2 separate regions of the Homo sapiens genome follow, and region 1 is linked to region 2. A link is a contact called in ENCODE Hi-C or POLR2A ChIA-PET data. All regions are on one chromosome and are shown on one strand. Each heading gives the region's core, a stretch centred on a gene start or an enhancer-like site at or near the end of the contact. The rest is flanking DNA. Distances are from core to core; before and after follow the strand shown.

What was found. A loop is a pair of places that touch in the nucleus more often than their neighbours do. ChIA-PET counts read pairs that join two places held with the same protein, here RNA polymerase II (POLR2A). Pooled maps may share reads with other maps.
Region 1: a loop to region 2 is called in a pooled map, with 3 times the contacts of the local background. The contact joins two enhancer-like sites. A Hi-C loop is called at or near these places in 1 of 37 single-sample maps with no recorded cell type and 3 of 50 pooled maps. POLR2A ChIA-PET finds 5 or more read pairs at or near these places in 2 of 52 experiments (MCF 10A and activated CD4-positive, alpha-beta T cell).

The regions. Positions count from the first base shown.
Region 1 is chr15:58,583,971-58,589,493 of GRCh38, reverse strand. It overlaps ADAM10 (ADAM metallopeptidase domain 10), which reads left to right. Exons shown (of 16, transcript NM_001110.4): 16 at 1-685. Among named protein-coding and RNA genes, the nearest start is that of LIPC-AS1, 88 kb to the right of the region's middle. RefSeq lists enhancers at 3,320-3,549, 3,590-3,639, 3,950-4,029. Within about 2 kb of position 3,698, at least 2 of the 41 ENCODE cell types and tissues checked have a DNase peak (open chromatin) inside an H3K27ac peak, as active enhancers do.
Region 2 is chr15:58,225,528-58,231,081 of GRCh38, reverse strand. It overlaps LOC124903499 (a long non-coding RNA gene), which reads right to left and starts at 5,220. Exons shown (of 3, transcript XR_007064653.1): 1 at 5,131-5,220. Within about 2 kb of position 1,426, at least 3 of the 41 ENCODE cell types and tissues checked have a DNase peak (open chromatin) inside an H3K27ac peak, as active enhancers do.

The sequences.
Region 1 (5,523 bases), core at 2,449-4,948, 360 kb before region 2:
TCTACAAACACAGGATGCCCTGGTAGCTCAGAGGAAGTGCATATCGAGCATGGTAGGTAGGTAGTGGGAAGAGCCAAGATGACTTCCCAGAGGAGAAAAGCTGGACCTGAGTTTTGGAGTTTCGGTAAAAGTTTGCTCTAACTAGTCCAAGCTGCTGTCACAAGCTTTTAGAAATGATGTAACCATGGGGCAGTTGACTGTCGTCATGTTCTTTGCTATTTTCATGACTCTGGATGTGCTTTTCCTATTCCCTGGATTGCCCTTTCCCTCGATTCCTCTGCAGGACTGGGCTTTATTAATCTCCATTTCCTTGAGCTTGGCTATAGTAGGTGTTCAATAAACATTTGTTTTGTTGTGTGCTTTGTAAATAGGCAATGAAGCTGATTTCACAAGATAGGCACAAAAGTTAGTTTCATTACAACACATTACCAACAGCTGTATTTTTAACTTTTAACATATCTCATTCTAAATCCTGTGGCAGCACAACCTCCTTCCGTCATACCTGGAGATAAATTTTCTTTCAAAATCTAATATGCACTGTATTTATAGAATATGAAACATACCGACCATGTTTTGCAAAAATGGGAAAGGCATAACTTAGCTTTGGGGCATGTAAGTAACAACTCCTGATAGGAGAAGAAATGTATTCAGAAAGCTCAAATTAGAAATAAAATGGGAGACTCTAGATTTGTGTTTGTGGATGAATGTTTTCTTTAGCTAAATCATTGATGTAATGTTTATTTGGCTATTTCATAGTGAAAGGTGGAAGTTAAACGTTTTGAAGGTATTTTCCTGCAGTAAACTTCCAGATTAACATTTTCTGTTTTTTCACAGAAATCTAGTATTTTTTTTTTTTTTTTAATAACAGGTTTTTAGACAAATATTCAGGAAAAAACAGGAGGTATAAATTCCAGGGTCAAATGGAAATGCAGAGTTACACGGGTTTTTATTTTGTTCTGTTGATTGATTTTTTAAAAAATGAGGTATTTCTGAGAGCCTCTAGTATGCTAGCACTGATTGTGATCTGTAAAAGCATCTTATAATATGCAGTGCTCCCAAACTAGTAAACTCTTCTGCTGTTTTCTCCCCTAAAGAGTCTTGAGTTCTGCAGAACACGCTGGGTGTTACTTCTTGGATAGCTGGTACTGTAGTGTGCCCTGCTGGGGACAGGTTCTCCTTACCTAAGGAATTCTCACTGGGCTGGGACTTCCACATCTGTTATGACACTTGGCACTGACAATGGGGTTGCAGAGGTTCTCAGGACAGGCTGGTTAGCCTACTCCCTCACCCTTACAAGCAACTCTGCTCTCTGTGGCACTCATCAGAATTGCTTTGCACAGTGGTCTCCAACTTTTTTTTTTTTTTTTTGAAATAGGTTTTCTGTAGACCAGGCTGGAGTGCAGTGGCACCATCATAGCCCACTGGAGCCTACACCCTCTGGGCTCAAGCAAACCTCCCACAGTTGGGATTACAGGCACATGCCACCACGCCCAGCTAAAATTAAAAAAATTTGTAGAAACGGGTGTCTTGCTGTTTTGCCCAGGCTGATCTCAAACTCCTGGCCTCAAGTGATCCTCCCACCTTGGCCTCCCAAAGGGCATGAACCATCGCATCCAGCTTGTCTCCAAGTTTTTTGATCTTGTATCTTACACTTAAAAATCTTGAGTACACACTCCTAATATGGAAATATGTATAAATAATATGACTGTGTTACTGCACTATGATGATGTTTTAAAGTATGCCACAATTTTGAGGGATAAGAGAAAAATGAACGGAGATCATATTTCTTCCCACATTCCAGTAGGCATTTTGCACTCCCTACTGTGTACACAATCCACTTTGTAAGCCTCTGGCTTTTGAGATAGAGTCTACTTACAAGCCAACTAGCTGTCGCCCTCCCTTCGTTCCTGGGTTAAGTTTGCTTTCCAGTGAAACACTCTGCAACCATTGAAGAATGCAGGCTACCTGCAGGTATTTGCTTCTAAAGAAGTCCAAGAAGTACTAAGTGGAAGAAGCAAGTATTAATATATATGTATGGTCTGATTTCTTGTGTGAAAATTTTTTACATTTGTAAAAATGTATAATTTATTCAGAGAAAATCTCTAGATTGATACATTAAAAGCTGTTAAGTTATTTCTGAGCACTGGGATTAAGGGCCTTGGGAGAGTAAGAAGATTTTTATTTTTTACTTCACTCTTCTGCACTGCTTGAATTTTTAATGAACCGGATTCTTTTCGTAATAAATAATTTTTAAAATCACTAAATATATTAGGATGTCAACTATGTTACAATGCATTGCCAATGTTGATTGTTGAAGTTGGGTGATGGGCATGTTGGGTTTCATTGTATTCTTCTCTACTTTTATGTGTATTTGAATATTTCCATAATAAAAACTTTAAATAAAAAATGCGCTGCAAAAGAGTCTATAGAAATACACTACACAGTTAACGTGGTTATCTTAAGGGTGGGAGGACAGAAGAAGGGTTGAATAGAACTTCAGATACCTTCTGCCTCAAATGTTTTATAATGGGAAAACCACTGATACACACACACACACACACACACACACACACACACTCACTGCAGAGCCACCAATGCAAAGAGTTTCATATGTAGAAGGGAGTAGAAAATACTTACTTGATTTCCTAGATAAATGTTAGTTCCTAGGGAAATCTACAAAATAAATGTGTAAGTCGAGTGTTTCATATGTAAGGCTTGGCTGTTCCATATTAAGATTTTTTTTTTTTTTTTTTTTTTTGAGACAAAGTCTCACTCTTTTGTCCAAGCTGGAGTGCAGTGGTGTGATCTCAGCTCACTGCAACCTTCACCTCCTGGGTTCAACCGATTTTCCTGCCTCAGCCTCCCAAGTAGCTGGGACTACAGGCCTGCACCACCATGCCCGGCTAATTTTTGTATTTTTAGTAGAGACGGGGGTTTCACTATCTTGGCCAGGCTGGTCTTGAACTCCTGACCTTGTGATCCACCTGCCTGGGCCTTCCAAAGTGCTGGGATTACAGGCGTGAGACACTGTGCCCGGCCCCATATTAAGATCTTAAGGCTTGTTTTATAAAAAGGATTCCTGGGCATGTTGTATAATCAAAGGTGAAACTCCACAGCATAGCCACATGCCTCTGCACAGTCTCAGCGGCAGCAGGGAGGGCACAGCTAGTGGTCTGCCATGAATGATTTGCACTTATAGCTGGTTACCAAGCTCCATAACATGAAAAGACAGTGTCTTAAAGTACAATACCTAATTATAGCTCTCACATGGGGTCCAAGGGAGTTAATATGTAAAGGACATTTTCTGTTGCTGACTGCAATGGTAGGCTGCATTCATGGACACAGAATCTATAAAGAGGGAAATGATGGTCCATTAGCCGTGTGACCTTGTAAAAGCTAAGCTGTAGGTACCTCATCTGTGAAACAGGGATAATAGTTTTAGCCACCTCAGGGGACTATGATGTGGATTAAAGGAGAATGTATGTAAGGCACCTTGCATATGGTGAACACTCGAATGTCAACTGTTCTGGTTTTCATGTGAAAAACTGCTTACTGAACTGGAACATTTAGCTTGCGAGCAGGTGTCCCCTGATTTTAAGTATCTTCTCCTCTAACAGACATGTGGTTAGGGTCCTTGGTCTGTGGTTAATCTCATTACCCTTGCCAAGTTTAGGAATGGTCATGTCACCTAATTTTGGCCAGTGAGATAAGAGGGCTGTCTCCCGCATGATGTCTACTGTTCCTTCTCTGGATGTTACCATGCCTGAGTGAGCTGCCTGCAGTTGCAGTGGGCAACTTGGTAACAGCCTGAGGATGAAGCCAACATCAAGGATGGTGGAGCAGAGAGAAGGAAAAACACTGCATCTTCATAACATTACCAAGCAGCCCAGTCAGCTCTTCCTGAGGCCCCACTCTACCTTGGAACTTCCTTTTGTGTGAGATTTAAAAACAAAACAAAACCAACCAAACAAAAAACCCTCTTTATTTAAGCCAGTTTGAGTTAGCTTCCAAAGGCATCATGATTGATTGAACCTGCACCAGACAGGATTTGAGGTAGGGGTGGTAGCATGTATTCAGTGATGTTTATTAAGCACTTTAGAATGCAAAAATAAAGACATCAAGAAGTTCCGAGACATGAGGAACTGGGGGTTCTGGAATGATAGCAGCTTGAACTTTTTTCTACTTGCAGTTTAACCCATTTGCCTCTCCTGAGAAAAGCAGCTGCTGGGGCTTGCCGGGGGAAGATAAGGCCTGGGATGTGAATGAGGCTTCGGGCCACAGCAGAATCCTGTCAGAGAGCTGGGGCAAGATTGTCTTCCTGCCTGGGAACCATATCATAAGCCTAAGGAGGGGATCCGGGGCAAGGTCCTCGTGAATGTGTGGGTCTCCCTGCTTCTTGAAGAGCTGACCAGATGGGTTGAGTTGCCTTCACTGCTATGAAGGTGTCTGAGAGAGGTGAGGAGACTAGAAAGGGGGCAGAGAGGCTTCCTTCAAGTCCCTTGCCAGAGGACTGGCAACCCACATGCTGCTAAGCTTGAGCCTGGGAGGCTGATACTGCTGTTCCTTCTATCAGGCTGCGAATGCTGTCTCTTAAGGTACCTCAGTATCTGGAACAGAGCCCCAGTGATCAAACAAAGGAAAAGAAGATTCCTAATGGAGTCCAGTAGCCAGGGAGAATTACAAGCAGAACCCTCAGTACAGAAATAGCTGCTGACATAGATAACTTGAACCAAAGAATAAGAAAAGGAGACATAAGTGCAGCACAATAAAACTGATTCTCTGGAACCAAAAAAGGATGATTTTGAACCAGAGCTTTCAAGAGATAAATCGAAGGAGAAAGTGGTCACTGTTGATGTCTGAATTAGTGTCAGAGAAAGACATCTGAAAGCACAGAGCAAGATTACAAGGAGATAGTAAAAATCCAGAACGGAGGTGAAGGATGTAACAGAAGAGAGATGTGAGCGAAAATATTTAAAAGGTTTCTGAGATGAAGAGAGAGACTGGCCTCTCAGAGTTCTAGGAGCTGGGCGTGGTGGGTCATGCCTATAATCCCAGCATGTGGGGGAGGCAAAAATGGGAGGATAGCTTGAGGCCAGGAGTTTGAGACCAGCCTGGATAACAAAGTGAGATCCTGCCTCTGAAAAATAAAAACAACAACATAAAAGAGAGTTCCAGGAAGGAATGATGATCAGAAGACACGCTTCTAGGCATATTGTATCTCTGAGCTACAAGAGTAGAGAACAATCTTAAAAGTCTCTACAGGGAAGAACAAGTTACTCCTAAAGAAGAAAGAGTCATCCTGGCAATGGACTGCTTACTTACAACACTGGAAGTGACAATATGGAAAACTGCCAACCACGGAGGGAAAAGGACTATACGGAAATCAACCTAGGCAGACCTGCAGCTTGGCTCTCCAGTATCTTCAGTCCGCTCTTAAAAAAGTATCCAAGAATATGTTATCAGTTCCTTTTGCTTGGTGATAAAATAAACTGTCAAAGTCTCCAGTAGAGTTGGGAAGGATCA
Region 2 (5,554 bases), core at 177-2,676:
GATATGTGGAAGCCCCTTCTCTGTGGGCATTTTCTTTCTCTGGGGAGGAACCTTCCTCTCCCCTGCCTGGGGCGGAGCTGGAGCCCTCAGTGTGTATTCAGGGCAGAGGAAGTTGCCTGTGTTCCATCCCATCGCTCCTACTCTTTCAGCTCATCCGATTTGCTTCTGTGCTCTGCTATAGCTGGAGTTCCAGCTCCTTCTCTGCAGCCATTCCCTTTCTCTGGGGAGGAACCTTCCTCTCCCCTGCCTGGGGCTGGGCTGGAGCCTTCAGTGTGTGTTCAGGGCAGAGGAAGTTGCCCGTGTTCAATCCCATCGCTCCTAATGTTTTCAGCCCACCTGACTTGCTTCTGTGCTCTGCTATACCTGGAGTTCCCAAGACTGAAGCCTCTCTACCTTCCAGTTTCTGCAGAGAACAACTCTCTAGTCTCCTCACCAAGGGACTCACAGTCGGCCACTGGTGAAGGGAGTGGGGGCTGCTGGTTTCTACTCTTTAGCACAAGGACCTCAAGATAAATGCCACTCTCCTTTCATCTGGGTGCCTGGCCCCTCTGAGCTCAAGTCCCTGCCAGCTCGGTAGGCTCTCCTTGGAGAGTGGTGGTCTCCTTTCCACCTATCTGCTCTCCCACTTCCAGAATTCCATCAGGGTCTGCTTTCTACATCCCCTCCTGTTCTCTTCATCCTTCTGGATTTATAACTCCACCTCTCTACCCTCTCCCAGCCCACCAGCCAGCCCACTTTGACTTCATTTGAGTGGGTCTTTAATCAGACGAATTTTGCCAGGAATGCCCAGTTAAGTTTGAAAGTCCAGCCTTCTACTATTTAAAAAAGAATGTTATATGCCCCAACAAGGCCAATAAAATAATTTTCAATACCTGGCCATTCACTCAAACAGGAACAAGGTGAGCTGAAAAACTTTGAAGCTATTTGGAGGGGTTCTTGGGAGCTTTTGCTACTGAGGCCAGCATTTCTTCTCCATGCCCCTACGCTCTCTGACTGTTTGAGCTTCTCCTCTATTCTTGGGCATTTCTGATGTTGCTCCAAGTGCCTGTTCCTTTGCCTTAATGGCAATGCTTCCCTTCCCCTCTCATTATCTTTTCCTTTTTGATCCCAGGTGTAGGGTTACAGATTTGGCAAATAGGATGCCCAGTTAAATTTGAATTTCAGATAAACAACACATAACATGTTTAGTATAAGTAGGTCCTATGCAATATTTGGGACCCACTTATATTAAAAATATATTTTGTTTGTTGTTTACCTGACATTTAAACTTAACTGGGTGTCCTCTAGTTTATCTGGCAGCTCTATCCAAGTGGGCTTCCTTTTATTCCCTGCAAAACAAGATAGGTCTGAGTCAGGAGAGCCAGTCTGTATCACAAAAGGGCCTTGTCCTCACTGGATTTCTGTTCTTAAAGGGACCCACAGCTATTTACATAACACATGGCAGCCTAACACCCATGCAATTGTAAATTACAGTCTGCTTATTCATTGTCGAGTTAGGAACTCAACCATATTTCTCAGCTGTCTTCAGTTCTCCTGCTTCAGATTCAATAAATAAATGTCTTGTTCTAGCATTGTTTGTGCCATTGTGTCGCCTTGTTCCTTGTCTGTTCCCATTGCAGTCTTCAGCACTCGGAACTCCCGTGCTCCCCCCGCCCCCAACTCCGCCCCCCACCCCCCTCCCTGGTAGGCACCACGTGAGATCTCCCTGCCATCCCAGTGGGACATTGCTCCCATGGTCAGCATCTCCGTTTCATTCTTTGCAGGATTTGGAGGTAATTCTAACTAGATCTCTGTTTTTGAGAATGTTACCACATCCTGTGGCTTTCCTCCTCAATAGGCGTCGGCAGGTACCAGGTGTAGTATACCTGCAGGATTTGTTAGGACTCTGCCCGAGAACATGAACTTGACAAAGAACTCTTGCCCTGAAGAAAAGCTAAATTATGGTTGTACCAATTACATGAAAGAATACAGGAAATGAATATAATGGATATAAAGTGCTCAGGAAAGCAATGCACAAAATAACATTAACATTTTCATCTGGTCCCTGTGGAGTCATTCTTTGTAAGGTCATTCCTTGAAGAGTTTTCTTTTCAAGTTGTAAGCCTGTACGTCTTATTTCACCATGAAGAACTCTGCCTGCTACATTCCTGAGGCAATCCAAGGGGTCAGCTATTAACAGAGCTGGGCTAAATATATCCCTTCCAGGAGCCTCCAGCCTCTGTTCCAGAGTCACATCCTGTGTCAGCTGGAGCAGATTCTCTCCTGCTTCCCTGCCACCAGCAGCCTCATCAGAGGCCTCAAGGTGTCCAAAGAGGTTGGCATGATAAACTGAGGGACTTCCTTGAGGACCTGTCTGTTTACCTGAAACAGCTGGTCTACCTGCTCCCCGCTGCAACTTCACCAGCCTCTATACATTTGTGTATCTACTACACATCATACCTGCCTCCACCTAAAATACAAAGCACAATCTTAACCTCACAGCAAAGACTCACACCGAAGGAGGGTTTTTATACATGAGATTCGAGGGGTTCATCAGATAGGGGAGTATTTGGCTTTTTTCTATTGGGAAGAGATGAAGGTCTTAGAGCAGCAAGTCTGAAATGAAAGCCTATATTTTTCTTTTGGTCTGCTTGGGAGTAGGGGTGCCCCTGGGTGTGGGACTTTCAGTGCTAACACTGGGGCAGTGTTGGGTAAACTGGGACAGTCGGTCTCCCTCCATAGCCTTCACCACCACTATCCTTCCAATTCCCTTCACCGCTATTTCTTATACTGGCTGAGAGAAGGAGAGACTAAGAGGTCAGAGCTTGAAATGGAGCTTTGGAAGTTTTCACCAAACCCATTCCAGATATCTTAGGGGTTTCACACTAAAACAACATTAGGAGGGATCAATAGTCACCTTCTTTGAAGGTGTTTGTGAGAAAAAGAACCTTAAGAGATTGAAGGGAAAGATGTATAACTATAGTTTTAGTTTGTAAAGTCCTTCTAAAGAGCTATTTTAAATGTTTGTATATCGCTAGCTTGAATTTTATTTTCCAGTAAATGTTTCTAATACATAAAAAATGGAAACGTTTGTGATTACAAGTCTGTAGGGTTTGAACCCAGAGCTACAGTCTGTAATTTTAACAAATCCTCCACCTATTGTTTTGGACTTCACAGTCCGTGGCACTCTGCCTCCACCTGGTGGCAGTGTACCTAAATTAAGTCGGGTTCCTCCCTCCCGTCTCCATATTTTTGTGTGTGGTAAGAGCCTCACTTTTGGGAATTGTATCTTACAAGCCAAATTATAAAGATATTAATTTGTCACATACTATCGTCCTTATTTAGAATTCAGCATCAATTTGGAGCAAAAACCATCTCTTTATATTTGCTTTATGCTTTATCTTGTGAAGTATTATGAACCTAATAAAATAATTGAATACTGCAGTCCCTTAGAGAATATGCAACTATTGTAAGCAGATACCATGAAGAACATGACGTGTGAAAATATCATGTGTATAGATTTTTTTAGGTTATAATAAATAAAACTTGTAAGAAATTTATTAATCAGACACAATTCATCATGTCCATTATCATACCGAGTTCCACAATTTTTAGGCCCAAGGATTAGGAGTTCACACTAGGGGATGTAAGTGGGGTTGCTTTTACATAGGTACATCTTTTTTTCTTATATATTCTTTATTTTCTTTTTATTTTGTTAATTCCGCAGCATGAGAATTCTGAAATAATTGCTAAAGTTCATGAGTTATTTTATCATCAACATACTCTGGGATCAGAAGACTCAAAGCCCACTTATTGCTGCTTCTTTGGGGAAAGTCATTTCACTTCCCTAGGGCTAGCTTTCCTGGTCTGTAAAATTGAGATCATAATTATATGTTACCAGGTGGGTATAAGAGTCAAACAAGATGCTGTGTGTACAAGTGCTCTGTTATCCAGATGTTAGTCTCAGGGGCATTGTTATCATGTGCAAATTGAAGGCAAAGATTCCAGTTCATACTTCCCAGCCCCTGGCTGCATTCCATTCTCCATTTAGATCCTAGGCCTGAGTTTCCTTGGAATATATCACGGAATTCTAATTCCCTCTGAGCCCACTGGTCTTCTCACTTGCCAGGACCCCTTGCAAGCCCCCAACCCTCACTCTCCACACGCCCAGCTTTTCCCTTCCCCAACAGTGGCTAAAGCAGCCTGCACCAGAGTAGAACAGGCACCTGGCCTAGACTGGGTGTGGGATTCTCTGGGGTGGGGATGGGATCCAGAGCCTGTCACCCAGGAGTGTTGTCACAGAGGGAACCGGTAGAATTAAGGGAAATGGGAGAAGCAAGGGTGTGGGGGGAGAAGAAGGGTGGCCCTCCCCTCTTCCCACCCTCTAACTACGTCCTCTGATAGGAGCAAAGTAATTTTACCTTCAGGTCTAGATTTAGCAAATATCTGGTTCTAGGGCAAGGAGAGTCTTGTCTTCCTTTATCCCTCCCCTCTCCTCCTACCTCTGCCCTATGTTCACACACACAAAGGTGAGGGGTTGCACATGGACCTTGTTATGAGCTATTCCATCTGCCTTGGTGATGTTCCCTCTAGGAGAGGCAAAGCCTTTTTCCCTCCACAGAGGGACCTTGGGGAGGGGTGGCTGAGTGTGGGGAAGGGTGAGCTGCAGCTGGCAGAGCATCCCCAGGGGGCTCTCAGAGCTGATTCCTGAGGAAGTATAGATCAGTCAGTGGAGAATGGAGCGGCCAAATGTGGGCCTTTCCAAGAGAGGCAGACACTGTGTGGTCCTGAGGCCGTGATCATTCCTTCTTCCGCTGGGTCAGGCCCTTCTCCAATCTTCTGCACAGAGGCAGACAGTCAGTTAATTTTCTTGCAGAGCTACTCTGGCTCCTGCAGGCTCATGTGGCATGCATTTCTGGAAAACCCAGTCTGATGCCACATTTCATCTGACCGACCTAACATTATTTTTGTCTTCATCTTAATTTCTTACTAAAATGGGGGGGAAACCTGTCTCCAGTCTTCTTTTGAAATGAAGTGGAGGTTTTTTAGCCCTTTGGCGGTGTTTTTGTAAGCATTCAAATTCAGTGCTGTTTTTAGGTTCTGATAGCCTCCCCAACTCTCTTCTGTATAAAGTAACAGTTTAGAATTTACCTCTTTGCTTCTAATGCCATTCTCACCCTTGGCGGTGCAGTTTCTGACAAGGCTGCATGCTGCTTGGAGGCTGCCTCCCAGGTAATGGAGGCTCCATGACTGCACTGGAGTTTGAGCAGCTTCTGAATTTCTTTCAGAAAAAGAAAAACAAATACATTTAAAAAGCATTTCCATTTGCAGGTTCTCCTCCTGTTGCCAAGGCCCAGGCTACTGTCTGGGCAAGAGCACACATAGGGTTTGAAACCTTCCAGAACAAAATGCCAGTCTACCTCCTCCTATCTGGAATCTAAGGCCTAACCCATCACTGCACCTGATGACAAGGACCTGCAGTGCTGCAGGTATGTGTTAGATTTGTTCAAACATTCTTGGAGGCTTAGCCGGTGCCAACACTTTACTTTGACACATCTGATGTTGGAAAGGGGAG